6 separate regions of the Homo sapiens genome follow, and all the other regions are linked to region 5. Evidence: chromatin contacts called from ENCODE Hi-C or POLR2A ChIA-PET data. All regions are on one chromosome and are shown on one strand. Each heading gives the region's core, a stretch centred on a gene start or an enhancer-like site at or near the end of the contact. The rest is flanking DNA. Distances are from core to core; before and after follow the strand shown.

What was found. Hi-C counts contacts between places; a loop is a spot of excess contacts on that map. ChIA-PET counts read pairs that join two places held with the same protein, here RNA polymerase II (POLR2A). Pooled maps may share reads with other maps.
Region 1: a loop to region 5 is called in a map of ascending aorta, with 4 times the contacts of the local background. The contact joins the promoter of SPTBN4 here to the promoter of DYRK1B in region 5. A Hi-C loop is called at or near these places in 2 of 168 maps with a recorded cell type or tissue (ascending aorta and gastrocnemius medialis) and 11 of 50 pooled maps.
Region 2: a pooled map shows a loop between it and region 5 (3-fold over the local background). The contact joins the promoter of LTBP4 here to the promoter of DYRK1B in region 5. A Hi-C loop is called at or near these places in 1 of 168 maps with a recorded cell type or tissue (vagina), 3 of 37 single-sample maps with no recorded cell type and 13 of 50 pooled maps. POLR2A ChIA-PET finds 5 or more read pairs at or near these places in 1 of 52 experiments (OCI-LY7).
Region 3: a map of naive thymus-derived CD4-positive, alpha-beta T cell shows a loop between it and region 5 (27-fold over the local background). The contact joins the promoter of C19orf47 here to the promoter of DYRK1B in region 5. A Hi-C loop is called at or near these places in 2 of 168 maps with a recorded cell type or tissue (Panc1 and naive thymus-derived CD4-positive, alpha-beta T cell), 1 of 37 single-sample maps with no recorded cell type and 11 of 50 pooled maps. POLR2A ChIA-PET finds 5 or more read pairs at or near these places in 4 of 52 experiments (A549, MCF 10A, Panc1 and 1 more).
Region 4: a map of B cell shows a loop between it and region 5 (14-fold over the local background). The contact joins the promoter of SHKBP1 here to the promoter of DYRK1B in region 5. A Hi-C loop is called at or near these places in 1 of 168 maps with a recorded cell type or tissue (B cell) and 7 of 50 pooled maps. POLR2A ChIA-PET finds 5 or more read pairs at or near these places in 2 of 52 experiments (activated naive CD8-positive, alpha-beta T cell and naive thymus-derived CD4-positive, alpha-beta T cell).
Region 6: a map of endothelial cell of umbilical vein shows a loop between it and region 5 (8-fold over the local background). The contact joins the promoter of SERTAD1 here to the promoter of DYRK1B in region 5. A Hi-C loop is called at or near these places in 2 of 168 maps with a recorded cell type or tissue (CD4-positive, alpha-beta T cell and endothelial cell of umbilical vein) and 9 of 50 pooled maps. POLR2A ChIA-PET finds 5 or more read pairs at or near these places in 3 of 52 experiments (A549, B cell and HEK293).

Annotation. Positions count from the first base shown.
Region 1 is chr19:40,465,751-40,468,471 of GRCh38, forward strand. SPTBN4 (spectrin beta, non-erythrocytic 4) reads left to right here and starts at 1,251. Exons shown (of 36, transcript NM_020971.3): 1 at 1,251-1,555. RefSeq lists a silencer at 210-409.
Region 2 is chr19:40,599,961-40,602,671 of GRCh38, forward strand. LTBP4 (latent transforming growth factor beta binding protein 4) reads left to right here and starts at 1,409. Exons shown (of 30, transcript NM_001042545.2): 1 at 1,409-1,677. The coding sequence starts at 1,428. RefSeq lists a silencer at 1,343-1,492 and an enhancer at 2,674-2,711.
Region 3 is chr19:40,346,968-40,349,667 of GRCh38, forward strand. C19orf47 (chromosome 19 open reading frame 47) reads right to left here and starts at 1,430. Exons shown (of 9, transcript NM_001256441.2): 1 at 1,357-1,430. It overlaps PLD3 (phospholipase D family member 3), which reads left to right and starts at 1,728. Exons shown (of 13, transcript NM_012268.4): 1 at 1,728-1,801. RefSeq lists a silencer at 1,305-1,394 and an enhancer at 1,385-1,674.
Region 4 is chr19:40,575,420-40,578,261 of GRCh38, forward strand. It overlaps SHKBP1 (SH3KBP1 binding protein 1), which reads left to right and starts at 1,454. Exons shown (of 18, transcript NM_138392.4): 1 at 1,454-1,566; 2 at 1,812-1,865; 3 at 1,977-2,022; 4 at 2,138-2,211; 5 at 2,735-2,793. The coding sequence starts at 1,481. It overlaps SPTBN4 (spectrin beta, non-erythrocytic 4), which reads left to right. Exons shown (of 36, transcript NM_020971.3): 36 at 1-1,045. The coding sequence ends at 150. RefSeq lists silencers at 843-932, 1,283-1,462, 1,483-1,552.
Region 5 is chr19:39,832,753-39,835,574 of GRCh38, forward strand. It overlaps DYRK1B (dual specificity tyrosine phosphorylation regulated kinase 1B), which reads right to left and starts at 1,410. Exons shown (of 11, transcript NM_004714.3): 1 at 1,271-1,410. It overlaps FBL (fibrillarin), which reads right to left. Exons shown (of 9, transcript NM_001436.4): 8 at 1,916-2,061; 9 at 1,706-1,810. The coding sequence ends at 1,786. RefSeq lists silencers at 583-852, 1,113-1,222.
Region 6 is chr19:40,424,551-40,427,250 of GRCh38, forward strand. It overlaps SERTAD1 (SERTA domain containing 1), which reads right to left and starts at 1,442. Exons shown (of 2, transcript NM_013376.4): 1 at 1,317-1,442. RefSeq lists an enhancer at 1-767 and a silencer at 810-899.

The sequences.
Region 1 (2,721 bases), core at 1-2,500, 630 kb after region 5:
CTGGGCGGTGCTCTCTGCCCTACTCAAGCCAGGAACAACGGGGCGGAGCTGGCTCGAAGGGCCACGCCTCAGACTCTCCGCCCGCGGCTCAGGTCAAGGGGCGGGGCCTAACGCGGATGGGCGGGGCAGGCGTCAGCTTGCATTCGCTCACCGTCCAGCACCGCCCTCTCTGCGCGCCACTTAGACTGGAAGGCGGGGCCACAGAAGGCCACGCCTCCACATAGCAACAAATAGAGTGGACGGAGCCGAGATAACTTGTCACTCAGCGCCCTGCCTCCGCGCTCCACCTCCCGGAGAGGGGCGGGGCCAGGCGAGCCTCACCCACGGCCTCTCGTAGCTCACGCCCCCTCTCCCGGAGCCTGGAGCGGATCTGGGGCGCACTCTAAGCCCCAGGGCCTCCCAGAACCAGCAAGGGGAGAAAGTTAGGAGGACAGAGTGTGTGTGTGCACTTGGATGTAAGACACTGTGTCACGGCGTACCTATGCACTTATATGACCCTGTGTGACTCAGTGACCCGGAGGGCAAGCAGGACTGTGGGTGACACCTTGTGTCATCCTCTGAGTGTGATCCCGTGTTACAGTGTGACTACACGTGCGTGACACCACGTGTGGCAGGCATTGATTCTGTTCTTTTGTGACCTTGTGGTGACACCGTGGGTGACACTGCGTCAGCCTGTACGATAGGGTGTGGGACGTGTGAGGTGTGCTACATGGAAGCGTGAGACTAATTAGACTGTGACAGTGTGTGACACCACATGTCTCGTGTAAGGATGTGTGACACCGGGACCCCATTCGAGTGTGTGGCTGTGGGTGTCTGTGTTGAGCTGCTCATTGTGACCCCCTGTGACTATGATGTGTGAGGTGCGGCGGTGCAGCATGTGCGGGGCGACTGCTATGAAGGTTCGAGTGTGTAGAGTGTGTGACACTGTGGCTGTGAAGCTGTGCGTGATGTGTGGGCCTATGACACTGTTTGTGACTGCCGGGGAGTGTGCGGCTGTGTGTGACAGGTGCATTTGTGTGTGACGCCGCGTGGGCGGTGGTTACCCTATTGGATTTGTGTGGTGGTGGGTGACACCGTTCCAGTGTGGACGCCGCGTGTGACGGCGTGAGGGTGTGACCCCGTGAGACCCCACAGGAGGGAGTGACGGCGCGCAAGCGCGTGGATGCGGGGGTGAGTTTGTGCGCCGAGGCCCCCGCGAGTATGGCAGCGTGGCGAGCGTGACCCCGTGGGAGTGTGCAGCGCGTGACGCCGCCGTGCCCTCGCGAGTGCAGCCGTGCACCCCACGCCGCGGCCGGGTGTGACTGCGCGTGGGCCTCGGGCGGCGGGGCGCGGGGACCGCGGGCGGGAGGGGGTCCCGGGGGCGCGCTGAGCGCGGCGGCGGCGCGAGAGAGGGAGGCGCGGCGGCGCATGCGGATCTGGCTGAGCCGCGGGCCGGCGGGGCCGAGCTGAGCCGGGCTGGGCCGGGCCGGGCCGGGCCGGGCAGCGGACGCCGACAGGGAGGGCGGTCGGTCGCGGCGAGCAGCGGAGACAGCGACGCTGGCGGCCGCGGGCCCAGGTGAGCTGCTAGGGGGGCCGACAGCCCCTCCCCCAAGTATGTCCCCACCTGGCGAGCATCCCTCCTCCGCGCGCACGGGGCATGGCTGGAGCCCCGGGTCTCCCCGGCTGGAGGGAGGCAAAGGGTCGAGGGCAGGACGAGCCCACAACCCCCCCACCCGGTCTAGCTTCCGCGCCACGCGTGGGTCTTACCCCCAGGCCTTGTCCTTCCCAGGCCCCCTCCTTGGGCGCAGTGTCTGGACCGCAGGGAGAGAGGCGCGGCCTGGGAAGGGTTAAAGCCTCTGATGCCACCGCAGCCCAGCGCCCCACCAGCCTTTGCGGGGGGGGGGGGGTGTTGGGGGGAGGCTCGCAGGACACCCCTTCCCGGCTTCCCTATTACCTGCTCCCTTCCTTCCCATTCAATCGCGTTATGGCCAGAGCTGATCCTCGGCCTGGCCAGAGGGCTAACAGGAGTGCTAAGGGCCTCCCCATCTCTAAGTGTCTTCCACTGAAGAAAACAGCTGTAACCACCGTTTAACAGGGAGGGAAACTGAGGCACAGAAAGGCCAAGTTAAAGATACTCGGTTAAAGATACAGCAAGAATAAAGCGGAACTTGAACTCATTTCTGTCTGACTCCAGAAGAGGCAAATCGATTTGCTGAGATGTGTGAGGAAAAGATGAAGAATAATAGCAAGGAACATGTATCAAGGGCTTGCAGTGTACCAGATACCATGATCCCTGCATTAATAACTTACCTCTTCAAACACCGCTAAGAAACGGGTACGATTATCATTACTTTTTTTTTTTTTTGAGACGGAGTTTCACTCTTGTCACCCAAGTTGGAGTGTAATGGCGCGATCTTGGCTCACTGCAACCTCTGCCTCCCGACTTCAAGCAGTTCTCCTGCCTCAGCCTCCCAAGTAGCTGGGATTACGGGCATGAGCTACCATGCCTGGCTAATTTTGAATTTTTAGTAGACATGGGGTTTCACTATGTTGGTAAGGCTGGTCTCCAACTCTTGACCTCAGGTGACCCACCCACCTCCTTGGCCTCTCAAAGTGCTGGGATTATAGGCGTGAGCCACCGCCTGGCCTACCCTTTTGTGTGTGTGTGACAGAGTTTCATTCTGTCATTCAGGCTGGAGTGCAGTGAGTCAATCTCAGCTCACTGCAACCTCCATCCCCCAG
Region 2 (2,711 bases), core at 159-2,658, 770 kb after region 5:
GGTTGGGCAGAGCCGCTACTGAAAGACATTTTCCTGGCATGGAGGCCCTTTGGTGGGGAGGTCAGTTTAACCCGGTGACAGCAGCTTTTCCGTCCTCTCCCACCCAGGCTCCAGGAGGCCAGAGCTCTACTGAAGCGGCGGCGGCCCCGGGGGCCAGGGGGCCGGGGACTACTGAGAAGGAGGCCCCCACAGCGTGCCCCCGCTGGCAAGGCCCCGGGTAAGCACATCCGCCTTTCCTCCGCCTGGGGCGAGGGGGGTTCCGGGCCAGATAAAGCCGTCTGGTTCCCACGGTCCAGCCGCCGCCTACCCGCCCCCCGTTGTAGCTCAGCACCCACCCCCAGGACGAGGCCCCCTCTAGGGACCCCAGCGTCCGGCCGTGCGAGGTGAGCCCGGGACAGGACCAGACACAGGCCAGAGGCACTGACCCGCGGGGGTGGGGCCGGGAAGCCAGGCGTCCGGGCTCCCCGCGGCCGAAGAGGGAGGGCGCTGGCCCGTTAGAAAGCTCCGCCGAACCAGCCCAGACAACAAAAGCGATTGTGCGGGTTGGCGCCTGCCTGGGCACCAAATGCTCAAGATTGTGGGGCGGCTGGGGGCCAAAGGCCTCCTCCTGTTTCCCGAATCTTCCCCCTGCCCTCCTCCCGCTCCAGCTCTTGACCCCTAGTCTAGAACACCCCTCATCTCAAACACCCTCAAAACCCTCCTCTTGCTGTAGCCTTCAGCCCAGATGTGACCCCTCCCCCTAAAGTCTTCCAGATGTGAGCCTCGGGCCAGATGTTAGTACCCCCGCCCACAGCCTCCCTTTATCCATTGTGACTTCTCCCGCCAGGTGTGGCGTTCTGGCCAGATGTGGCTACATCTTCACATGTATCCCCCCCACCTCCAGCCTCCTGCCCAGGATCTAGACGCCCAATTCCTTTATGTGCCCAGGTGTAGCGACCCTTCTCCCATCCCTCAGATGTCCCACCTGGCTGTCCAGATGTACCATGATAGCCCCCTATCAAGATGAAGCCCCTTTCTCTGTGCCCCGGGCAGAAGAGGATCAACTCTTAGCTGTCTCCCCAAATGTGGCCCCCACTACTCTTAATGGATTTCCTCTTTATGGATTCAGCTCTGTCTGGGGGGAAACCCGCCCGCCCCCACCTGTTCCCTTCCCCGCCGCTCCCCTACAGGCCCGGTCCACTTGTTGGTGCGCGGATGGGGACAGAGGGGGCGCCCCGCTCACCCCTGCGAGTCTAGCGCCCAGCCTGCGAGCCTCTGGCTAAGCGCCCAGCCCCACGCGCCCCCGCGCGGCCGCCGGGGAGGGAGTGGTGAGGAGGGGGGGCCTGAGCGGGGGCGCGGGCGACCTCCCCCGCGGGCGGGCGGGCGGGTGCGGCCGGGCCCCTCGGGCGGGCTGGGGCGGCGGCGCGGCGGAGCGCGGCGCTGCAGCCATGGCGGGCGGCGTGCGGCTGCTCTGGGTGTCGCTATTGGTGCTGCTGGCGCAGCTAGGGCCGCAGCCTGGACTGGGCCGGCTCGGAGAGCGTCTCCGCGTGCGCTTCACCCCGGTCGTGTGCGGCCTGCGCTGCGTCCATGGGCCGACCGGCTCCCGCTGTACCCCGACCTGCGCGCCCCGCAACGCCACCAGCGTGGACAGCGGCGCTCCCGGCGGGGCGGCCCCGGGGGGACCCGGCTTCCGCGCCTGTGAGTGCGGGGTGGTGGTCCCGAGAGAGCGGCTCCGGGGGGGAGGAGGATCCCTGGGGATGGAGGAGACAGTCCTCCAGGGAGAGGGAGCCCAGATTCCATATGCAATAGTGCAAGGGAATATCAGGGGCTATTTGAGGAAGGGGGCCCCAAATTCCTGGCTTTTGGGGTTGGGTCCTGAGGGTTCCGATTTTGCAAGCAATGAGGGTTCTTAGAGGCCTGTGATGTCCCACGTGAGGGAATTGGCGCCAGCTTTCATGCTTTGCGTCAAAATGGGGATCTCAGAATTGAGGGGCCTGAGAACTTTTGGGAGGGGGGCTCGAATTCTGAGACGCTGAGTAAGGAGTCCCCGGGGACCAAGCAAGAGTCTCAGGACCGCATGGGGGACGTCTCAGTTTCTGTGTGTTTGGGTGGGAAGGTTCTGTATGGGAATGCCTGTGAGGTGGGGTACTAGAGAGAAGAAAGTTAATCCGAAGAACTAAGAGGGAGAGGGGACAGAGACGGGGGTTGTGTGTGTGTGTGTGTGTGTGTGTGTGTGTGTGTGTGGCGGCGGGGGTGGGGTGGGGGTGTCTCCGCAGGACCTGAGTTGCAGGGGTCCCACGTGCGACAGAAATCCAGATAAGAGGGCTTACGGAAGGGGCGCCCCCTGGGGGCGGAGGGGACAGGAGGTGTATGCACCAGGCACTCCTAGAGATGGGGAGCCTTGGGGGTTCAGGTGAGGTGGGGGAGGGCGCACCACCTGTTGTTCCAGGATGCAAAAGTGGGCAGACTCTCTGGGATCGGGCCTTCCTGCCCCCTACCCCGCAGACCCTATGGAGTGGGGAGTGGGGGCCCCTGGAGCGGAGAACTCGCCCAGCCTGGCCCCCAGCCAGCCCAGCCCGGCCGGCGTGAGCTCATCTCCCGCCTGAGCCCCCGCCCGCTGCCACTCCCTCTCTCCTCCCCTTCCTCCCTCTTTCTTTCACTCTTTCCCGGCCCAGCCCCAACGTGCCTGTGCCAGGCGCCATGCCCAGGCGGGTGCCAAGCCCTTGGGGGTG
Region 3 (2,700 bases), core at 180-2,679, 510 kb after region 5:
GGGACAGTCACTGACTTAATGCTAGTTTTATACAAAGTGTGAGCTGGGAACAAGTATAAGGACAACTTAATGGGGGTCCATGGGATCTGACAACAGGGAATCACACAGTACAGGTTCTGAACAGTATCCCTATTCAAAGGGAATACGTAGTATTCCTTTTCAATTATCTTTCCATTTCAGTGTACAATGTAATGGGCTGTTCAGTTTCCATTGTATTTTACCTGAACTTTTCCTTCCTCTCATGGCCAGCAATGCTAGTTTTCCATTGAAGACAGCAATGCGCCGGGCACGGTGGCTCACACCTGTAATCCCAGCACTTTGGGAGGCAGAGGCGGGCAGATCACCTGAAGTCAGAAGTTCGAGACCAGCCTGACCAACATGCAGAAACCCCGTCTCTACTAAAATACAAAAAAAATTAGCCGGGCGTGGTGGCGCATGCCTGTAATCCCAGCTACTCGGAAGGTTGAGGCAGGAGAATCCCTTGAACCCAGGAAGCGGAGGTTGCGGTGAGACGAAATTGCACCATTGCACTCCAGCCTGGGCAACAAGAGCGAAACTCCGTCTCAAAGAAAAAAAAAAGAAGAAGACAGCAATGCAAATTTGCCTTCTCAAATTAACTTACTGGGGAAAAAAATGCACTAGTCATTATCAAGAAAAAGAAAAAAACTAGTACTTCAGGACTCAGCAAAATTGGTCAAATAGTAAGTGACAGGATGTCGATTTCCCCGGCTCCAATTCTAAGTTTTTCCTATTGCTGTCTCTGAGCTTTCTCCCCCAGCTTCCCTGGAATTCCCAGCTACACCAATGACTCTCAGAATCATTATCATTATAGTCCCAATCCACGAGCTCTCACTGTGCCAGCCCCTCTGCTTAAAATCTTTACACACACAGATTTCATCAGAATCCTCAAGACGACCCTATGATATTGGGACTATCTGCTCTCATTGTACAGATGAGAAAAAACGGGGTTCAAGGAAGCGAAGACACAGGCCCCACTGCCGCACAGTGGAGCGGGACTTGAACCAAAATTCGACGGCTTCCAAACCCAACAATTTTTCATACTAAGCGCTCAAACATCAATACTAATAATAATAGTATAGTAACGAAGTGAGCGTTATGCGGAGGCGCTGAGCTAAGGCATCCAACGTACACGACCTGACTTCTCACTCCCATTTATAAAGCCGGTGATACAGTCGGATTCTAACCCCCATTCCACAGGGGAGGAAACTGAGGCTCAAAGAAACAAATCGTAAGTCCGAAGCCGTACAACGGAGCCCGAACTGAGTCCAGACACCCGGACGCCACCCGTCCCTACCGCAACCGGCCCAGTCCCACCACCCCCGGCCCGCGCCTCACCTGGCCCACCGGGCCCGCGCCCACTCGCGCCGCCCGCCCTCCCTCCCGGCGGCGCCAACTGTCAGACACTCCTCCCCCGGCCCGGGCTGCCCGCCCCGGAAGCATCCTCTCACCGCCGGAAGCTGAACTGACTCGTCCGCGGCCGCTCTACCCCAACAGGCCGCCACCAGCGAGAGTGCGGCCATAACCATCACGTGACCGCCCACCGACACCAGCGAGAGTGCAGTCGTAACCGTCACGTGACCGCCCACCGTCGGCCCGGCGCTCCCCTCCGCCCGAAGCTAGCAAGCGGCGCGGCCAATGAGAAAGGCGCATGCCTGGCCCCCGCCGGCCTGCAGTCTAGCCGTAGTGCGCCTGCGCGCGGCTAGGAGGGGCCGTCAGGCGGGGATACAGCCTGGAAGGTGCGTGTGGGGCTGGGTCTCGGAGTGGGAGACGTGGAGTGCAGGTACTGTGCGATCTGGGGGCGCGGCGCCTCGGCTACCCTCCTCGTGTTGTCTTCCACGCTATAATGCATGGAATATAATATATATTATATGGAATATAATATATGGAATATAATATATATAATTATAGCGTTGTCTTCCACGCTATAATTTATGTCGTCCTCGGTCTCTTTATGTCACCATTCCTCTCCTTCTGTCTCATCCCACTTAAATCCTCACAACTCCTTCTGTCGCCATCACCCTCTTTAAATCCTCACAACTCCTCTTGTTGTCATCAACGCCCTTAACTCGCTTTCGTTCCCTGTAAGCCCTCTTTGCCACCATAGGTCGTAATCGCTCCCTTTAAATTCGTCATCGCCATATGTTACCTGCATCCTGCTTTTGTTGCCATTTCTCCTTTATAAAATCCTCATTTCTCTTTAAACCCTCATCATACCCCCAAGTCACCTTCGCATGGCTACTGTCCCCATCGCTCTTCTTAAATCGCGCTAATGCAACTCTTACGTCATCATTACCCCTTGTGTCTTTGTCCCTCCCTTGGCATCACTGTTCCTCTGACCAGTCACCATCCACTCCTCATGCTTCCAGTTTTCCCCATAAGGAGCCACCCAGCCTTACAGTTATTTTTCTTCCCTCCGTGTCTTCGTCATTTCCCCGTGTCACATCTCACATAACATACGGGGTACTGCAGCCCATTACCTGGGGTGTGTCAGAATCCCAGCCCCACCACTACACCTCTGGATACCTTGACTGCCTTATGGCACCTTTCCAATCCCAGCTTCATCTGCAAAATGCACACGGGGACATCCACATCAGGGCTGAGTGTGACGATTCTGTGAGTTTATTCTTGTGGTAGGCTCAGCTTGACATGGTGTTTTTGGCTAATATTGTTATTAACCAT
Region 4 (2,842 bases), core at 204-2,703, 740 kb after region 5:
AACGGCTGGCTGGAGGCTGTAGCTTCCTCGGTGGCGGAACACGCAGAGATCGCCCGCTGGGGCCAGACACTACCCACTACTTCATCCACAGATGAGGGCAACCCTAAGAGGGAAGGCGGAGATCGCAGGGCCAGCGGGCGCAGGAAGTGACTTCCCACCCCCAGGACCTGACACATCTCGTCTCCCCTCTTTTCCGCACTGTGGGCACAAAGACACTTTTTCTTCCGCAGGGGCGGGAGCCCCTAGTTCCAACACTGAGGACGCGTGACATGGTGGGCACCGGAAAGGAGGGGACTTCTCCTGCACCCCAAGAAGTGGTGGGGAGATTGCTGCCCCTATAGCCATATCTCGGCCCCTTCCCACTCACCACCCCCACCCCAGGTGCTGGGGGTCCCTTATTTTTATGCAATAACTGAGCTTGATGGGGGTGGGCAGGGGGCCAGTTGAGCCAAGCCCCCAGCCCCGATCTGCAGATCCTGCCCCAAGAAGCTGGGGTGGTGGGGGCAGTAATTCCTGCCCCCCTCTCTGCCCTAGGGATGGGCACGGGGGCGCTGGTGAGGTCCCCTGGACCATCCAGGGTGCTAGGGGGCAGGGAGGGGACACCCCCTCCCCGCCTTTACCTCACTTCCAATGCTGCCTTGATCTCTGTCTGGGAGGGGGGAGTGAAGGGGCCCTAGCCCCCTGCACTCCGCCGCCTCAGAGCCATGCGGTTAATTCCTGACTTAGTTTATTTTTGCAAAACGTCGATCTCCTCCTCCCCCGCCCCGCATCCGCGAAGGCTTTTAATGGGAGGGGCGTCAAAGCTCAAAACTGTTTTCCTCTCTCCTCCCCCCTCCAGTTGTAAATGCCACTTCATGAGGGGAGGGGCGAGGGGAAGCCCACCCCTGCATGCTTCTGGCTGGAGCACCTCCCTGGGGAGTCGGGGGATTGGGTTGTGGGCAGTCCCCATGGCCGCCTGGAGAAGCCGCTGGGGCCCGGGGGTGTGGGGCGGTGTGGCGGGCGCACACTGTATGTACCTATAATAAACCCTTTGGCTTTGACGGTCTATGGTCCTTTGTTTGGGTTTTCTGGGCTGCGCCCGGGAGGATTGAAAGGAGGGCTGTGGTGGCTGTAGGGGTGGGTGCGGGGTGGGGAGAGGGGCACGGGGGTACCGTGGCTGCGGAGAACATCCAGATGTACCCTTTTATGTGGACTTAATTTCGGGGTCTAAACACACGCCCCTTGACGAGAACCTAGAGGGATGGAGAATATTTCGTTATGCTTCGTAATAAACTTCCCCAAAGGAGACTCCGGGTCCGCCCCGTCAAGTTCAGGAAAGGCGGACCCCTTTAAGGAGGCGGAAAAGTTAACCGCGATGGGCAGGCGCTCTGTCCAATCGCTAGTGACTCCTGGAGTCTCTGGCCCAATGAGCAGCCTATGGAGGCGGGGTCCGGGTGCACACCCGGAAGTGGGTGCGGGCCAGCCGGCTCGCCCGGGGGCCATGGCAGCAGCGGCTACTGCAGCCGAGGGGGTCCCCAGTCGGGGGCCTCCCGGGGAAGTCATTCATCTGAATGTGGGAGGCAAGAGGTGAGTGTGGGAGACTCCTGAGGTCCCATCCTCGGGGGCGGGAAGCGGGGTGGGAGTATCCGCCTCTCCTGGGGGAATCCCTGTCCATCAAGGGTTGCTCCGCCCCCCCCCCCTTTGGAGGCGCGAGATTCTGGAAAAACGCCGGGGGAGGGGGAAGGGGAGGGAACCCTGGATCCTGCGGGAGGGGGACGCATTCCTCACCCGCTCCTCTTCATCTCTTGCGTCCGTTTACCTTCCCCGCCCAGATTCAGTACCTCTCGCCAGACTCTCACCTGGATCCCAGACTCCTTCTTCTCCAGGTGATCGGGAGAGCGAGTTTGGGGCGAGGGTAGGAGGGATGGAGAGGGCGTGGGAGACCTAATATCCACTCCCCCGGCCCGTGACGCCTGCTCGGTGTCCCTTCCCTGCAGTCTTCTGAGCGGACGCATCTCGACGCTGAAAGATGAGACCGGAGCAGTGAGTCGGACAAGAACTGAAATGGGATGGGGGGGAGGGGTTGGTAGGAAGAGGGGCAGGACCCCACTCAGTCCTGCCTTTTACCCCATCCATCCTCTGCCCCCCTTTCCCGCAGATCTTCATCGACAGGGACCCTACAGTCTTCGCCCCCATCCTCAACTTCCTGCGCACCAAAGAGTTGGATCCCAGGTTGGCATGGAAAAAGGGGAGGGAGTCCCTCACTGTCTTCAGTCCCTGAGGAGTTCTTTCACCTCCTCTGAATGTCCACGTGAGCTCCATTCTATTAGAATTCTCATTCAGAACCTTGATCACAGGCCGGGCGCGCCGGGATTGCTCACGCCTGTAATCCCAACACTTTGGGAGGCCGAGGTGGGAGGATCACTTGAGCCCAGGATTTGGAGACTAGCCTGGGCAACATAGCGAGACCCCTTCTCTAAAAAAGCAAACAGGCAAAACTTCATGAGAATCTTGATCATGTTAAAATTTTATGTCCTTCGATTTCTCCCTACACACACACACACACACACACACACACACACACACACACACACTCAACATTTCCTCCACCCATATCATCACTCCTTAGCATCTTTATTCCATCAAAACTTTCTACCCCTTGACATTCTCTGTGCAGTTTTGAAAATTACCCTCTCAGCATTCTCTGTTCACCCCCACACCTAGACCCTGACCTCTAGTCAATTCTACTACCCAGGGGTGTCCACGGTTCCAGCCTCCTCCATGAAGCCCAGTTCTATGGGCTCACTCCTCTGGGTAAGTGGGAGCCCCCAGCTATCATCCTCATTGTATAGAAAACCAACTC
Region 5 (2,822 bases), core at 160-2,659:
CCAGGTAGTCTCCCTGTACCATATCCCAATTCCCCCTACCACAACAGGGTTCTTCCCCATATTACTCCAATATCCCATCCCAATCAAGGCCCACTCCTCCTGATGGGAGAAGGAGGAGGTGTCTCTTCCCACAGTTTAGAGTGATCATCCTTTTCTCCCCTACACTGCTTCCTTGCCCCCCTACACACACACACACACCCTAATATTCCTACCACAGACCTTTCTCCAGGCACCCCTCTTTATACCAGGGTCATTCCACAACTGTGTCCACTCCTAGAGGGCCTCAAAGTCAAATCCCCAAGTTATCACATAGGGTTCTCTCCTCCCAGAGTTGTCAGCTACAGCAAAAATCTTCTCCCCATGGGCCACTCTCTCCCCCATGTCAAATCCCTTTCTCCTATTCCATGCCTTGCCACTCCACGACTCCTCCACCCTTGGAGCTTCCCCCAAAAAACCACCTCTTCTCCGGGGCCCTCCCACACCAGGATCATCTCTCCCAGCCCCCACCCCCTACCCGGGTCAGGGCTGGCGCGGGGCCCACGGGGGGCTGGGGCGCGGTGGGGCCCCCAGTGGGGTGGGCGAGCGGCCAGCATGGCGGCGGTGGCGGCGCTGAAAAGGCGACCGCCTGTCTCTGGCCCGGCCGGCCCCGCGGCGGGGAGGGCAAGCGGGACAGGAGGCCCGGTGGGTGACAACAGCAGCCGCCACTGCCACCGGGGGCGGGGAGAGGAGGGGACAAGGGTCAGCCCAGGGCACGCGGGGGAAGAGTAGAGCAGGTGGACGGGGGAGGGGCGACACGCCCCACCCTGAGTGACCACCAGCCCCTAGGGACCCGGCGTCCCGCCCCCCACCCAGGAGGCCCTCCTGGGCCTGCTGAGACCGGAAGGCGGGGCCCGACTGAGCTTGGCAATCGGCACCTGCCATGGCAACAACTGTACCATTGGTCGCTGGTGCCAAGAGCTCAGCCAATCACAGCCTAGGGCAGCTGTTGCTAGGCGACGAAGAAGCGGCCCGCGGAGCTGAGCCCAAACAAAGGGCGGGAGTGGGGCCCGGCTACCCCCTCCCAGCCTCCCTCCTGCAACTGCTTCCTCGGGCTTGGCCGGTTCCAGGAATTCAACTATGAATAGCCAGGCAGGGCCCGCACCTGCCTGCCACCCCCCTCCTCTCCTCCCTTGGCCTCGTGCTAAGTCTCACGGCGACGGGAGCAGGGCGGATCCCGTCCTGCCCACCTCCCTGCGACCGCTTGCCGCCCCACCCGTCCCCGCGCCGTTACCTGAAGGAGCGGGCAAGGGGACTCAAACTGCTCGGGGAGCCCGAGCTCAGACCTGCCCACTGGCTGAGGGTATCCGGCGGACGCGGCAAGCCAGGGCCCCGATTACCCAGTAATGCAACCAGCAAAATGGCGACCACAACAAACCGGCCCCCCCACGCCCTGGACTCCGCCCCCATCCCTCCCTCTCCGCTCCCCTCACGTGACCCACACTGACACTCCGCCTGCGCGAGATGGCCGCTTACCTGCACGCATGCGCAGCGAGCTACCAATCCCACCCAAGAACCGAAATCCAGGCTGCCGCTGCGCAAAGGCAGCTAGAAACGGAGCATGCGCTCTGTGACCGAGTGAGAATTTACCCAACCCCGCAAAATTGACCAAGGGTGCGTGCTCCCTGTGTCAGCAGGTCAAGGGGAGGAATGAGCAGCAGACATGGGAGACGGATGAGTCTTTTAATAGAAAAACACACGTGCAACAGTATCAACACACATCTCTCGCAATCCTGACAGCGCTGAACTTCAGTTCTTCACCTTGGGGGGTGGCCTGTGAGAGGAAGATAGGTGATGAAGGAGGGTCCCCAGGATCATGGCACTCGGGGTGCAAGGGACAGAGATGTCTGTCTTGGTGTATTGCTGGGCCCCTGCTCACCTGTACACTCCCACGACCACGGCATGGTCTCTTTCATATGGCTCAAGGGTCAACTGCTCCTGCGGCTTCATGTTCTCCTGTTGCATCTTTTTCACTTCGGAGGCAAACACGGCCTCGGCTGAGGCTGTGGAGTCAATGCAGTTGGCCTAAAGAGGAGAAAGGACTAATGTCTACAACAGGGCTTTGGGCTGTTTTTCTCTTGTGTGCTCTTTAAACCAGATGTTTTCATTATTAATTCAAGTAAAACTCAGTGCTATGGTTCTAGTGTGTCCCCCAAAGTTCATGTGTTGGAAACGTAACCCTTAAATGCAAGAGTTGAGAGGTGGGACCTTCGAGAGATGATTCAGGTCATGAGGCCTCTGCCTTCCTGAATAGAGTAATGCTATTATCACAAGAGTGGGTTGCTGATTAAAAGGATGATTATGCCCCCTTTCTATCTTGCTCTCACCCTTCTGCCAATGGATGACAGCAAGAAGGCCCTCGCCAGATTCAGACCTCCAATCTTGGACTTTCCAGCCTTTGGAACTGGGAGCCAAATAAATTTCCATTCATTATAAATTACCCAGTCTAAGGCTGGGCGTGGTGGCTCACGCCTGTAATCCCAGCACTTTGGGAGGCCGAGGTGGCTCAATCACGAAATCAGGAGATTGAGACCATCCTGGCCAACACGGTGAAACCCTATCTCTACTAAAAATACAAAAATTAGTCGGGTGTGGTGGCGCACACCTGTAGTCCCACCTACTCGGGAAGCTGACGCAGGAGAATCGCTTGAACCCAGGAACTGGAGGTTGCAGTGAGCCGAGATCGTACCACTGCACTCCAACCTGGTGACAGAGTAAGACTCCATCTCAAAAAAATAAAAATAAAAATAAAAATAAATAAATTACCCAGTCTATAGCATTCTGTG
Region 6 (2,700 bases), core at 192-2,691, 590 kb after region 5:
AATGTACAGAGAATTACAGGAAGACACTAAAAGTTCCTAGAGACCTTTTAGATCATCAGAGAAGGCTCCTGTAAGGAGGTGACATTTGAATGGAGCCCTCAGGCCAGAGAAGTCAGCCATGGGAGACCCTGGGAAAAGCATTCCGGGAGGAGGGAACAACAAAAAAAGGCAGAGAAAAGCCCAGAGGCTGGATGGGCTTGAACTGGAAAGAGACCAGCATGGGTGGCACACAGAGAGTGACATGGTAGGAGACCAGATTGGGGAGCAGCTAGGGGAACGGGCACAAGCCAGGTCACAGAAAGCCACATATGCAGAAGTAGGGAGTTTGGATTTTATCCTGAGTGTGGTGGGCAGTCATTAAAGGAATTTGAGCAGGGAGGGAATGGTGCTGTGAGCTGATTAGGTTTCCGGAAGATCCCCCCCATGGCTGCTTCGAGGAAGACTGTGGGGGGCAAAAAGAGGGGGGATCTGAGACCCACTGGTAGGCTGTACTCGTTTGGGACGGACGATGGTGATGGCCTGGAGTAGGAGCTGGTAGTGGCATGGAAGGAAGTCGGTCGAGTCAGGACTTATTTGGGAGGCAGAATAGACAGGGCTTGTCGGGAAATCGTGATCGGCACCGGGTTCAGTCACTGAGATAAGTTTGAGGGTCCACTGTTCTTGGAGTGGCGGGGGTAGGGCTGGAGTTTTGGACTCCTGGCGCTACCTACTTTTTTGGGCCAGGAAGACTGTAGAGTCCAGTTTCGGAACCCTGCCTAGCAAGATTTTAAGAATGGCCCACCACACTACTCAAAACAGGGTCTTCGTCCCCTTCCCCGCAGTCCGGGGAGTCCGGAACCGCAGGAATTCCGCCCCCACCCCCGACTCCGCCCCCGGGTCCCGGCGCCCCCTAGCGGTGCCCAGGCCGGCTTTCCCCCGGGGATTCTGGCCCCTCTGACCCCAGGACCCCTTCTACTGCCCCGATTCCCGGCTGTGATTCCTGCCGGCCTCCCGGCGCCGTGCGAGCCGGGACCCCTGGCGGGCTGTTCTCTGCGCCCGGCCTCCGCTCGCTTCCGGCAGTGGAGGCGGCTCCTCCCGAAGCGGCGGCGGCGGGGGCGGGTGAGTCACGCAGCCGGAGCCAAGAAGCCGGCGCCTCCGCCCCCTTCTCGGACTGCGGCGTGATTCACCCGGCCCGGCCGGGGCAGACAGCACGTAGAGGTCCGTGCGTCTCGATCCCGGGCAGCCCCGGCGGGCACCTGTCGGACCCAGGGATCGAACTCTGTGAAGGACCCGGCCGCTGGTAGCCCTTCTGTTCCCAGGCCCCTTCATTTACATACCTTGCTCACTAGCGGCCAATCAGAACGAAGAGGTAGCCACCCACAACCAATCAGGAAACGGCGGCGGCAGCATCGCTTGTTGGCTGTCCTCCGGAAACCCGCGCCTGGGTCGCGAGACGCAGTTCTGACTCCGGCTCACGACTCCAGACTCCTAACTACCCTTAGCGACCGCCCACTCTCGTGGCTGCCCCGCCCTCCGCCCCAGGGATTGGCCCTGCATGGTGATGGGCGGAGCTTGTAGGGGGCGGATTCTGAAGGAGGGGCTTCAGGGCGCATGCCCGGGCAGCTGCGCGAGTGAGGGGTGGAAAGAGGTGGCTTTTTACTCCGGGGAACGGTGGCGAGTGGGGGCTTTTGCCTCTCAAAATACGAGCCCCTCACAACTACCCATGCACCTGCCAAACCCGGCAATTAAGCTTCTTACACATCCAGCCCCGACAGGGGTCTACACTACAGATAATGCCCGGGTTCAAATTCCGACTCCGGATTCCCCACTCACTGGATGCGTGACCTTGGAAAAATGATCAACCTCTTCAAGCTACACAAAGTTAAATGGGGATCGTCTTGCCTACCTCTTGACAGGATACTTTAAGTAGGATCGTATCTATAAGAACACAATACCACACTCAAGCAATGCTGGACAGTTGGACTTAATTGTGGTTAAAGGCGGGAGTGAGGTGGGAGTGCGATACCAACGGAATCACATCCCGGGCTCCATTCCCTAAGCAGCTGTGTGACCTGCGGCAAGTGTTTTAATCCCTTCTGGTCTGTTTCTCCTTTAAAATGAGAGAAAATAGCGCCTAGTTTACAGGATTGTTTTTAAGGATTAAATTAATTCATGAAAAATCTTCAGAGTGGGGTGCAACATGTTTTGTGTTTTTTTTTTTTTTTTCATTTTATTTATTTATTTATTTATTTATTTGAGACAGATTCTCACTCCGTCGCCCAGGCTGGAGTGCAGGGGCACGATCTCGGTTCACTGTAACCTCCGCCTCCCAGGTTCAAGCAATTATCCTGCCTCAGCCTCCCGAGTAGCTGGGACTACAGGCGTGCGCCACCACGCCCGGTTAATTTTTGTATTTTTAGTAGAGATGGGGTTTCACCATGTTAGCCAGGCAGGTCTCAAACTCCTCACCTCAGGTGATCCGCCCTCCTCGGCCCCTGAGTGTTGGGATTACAGGCGTGAGCTACCGCGCCCAGCTGCTTATTATTTTTTTCTTTACTTTTTATTTTATTTTATTTTGCTTTTGAGACAGGGTCTCGCTCTGTCACCCAGGCTGAAGTGCAGGGGTGCCATCTCGGCTCACTGCAGCCTCCCAGGTTCAAGCCATCCTCCTGCCTCAGACCCCCAAGCAGCTGGGACTACAGGCGCACACCACCATGCCTG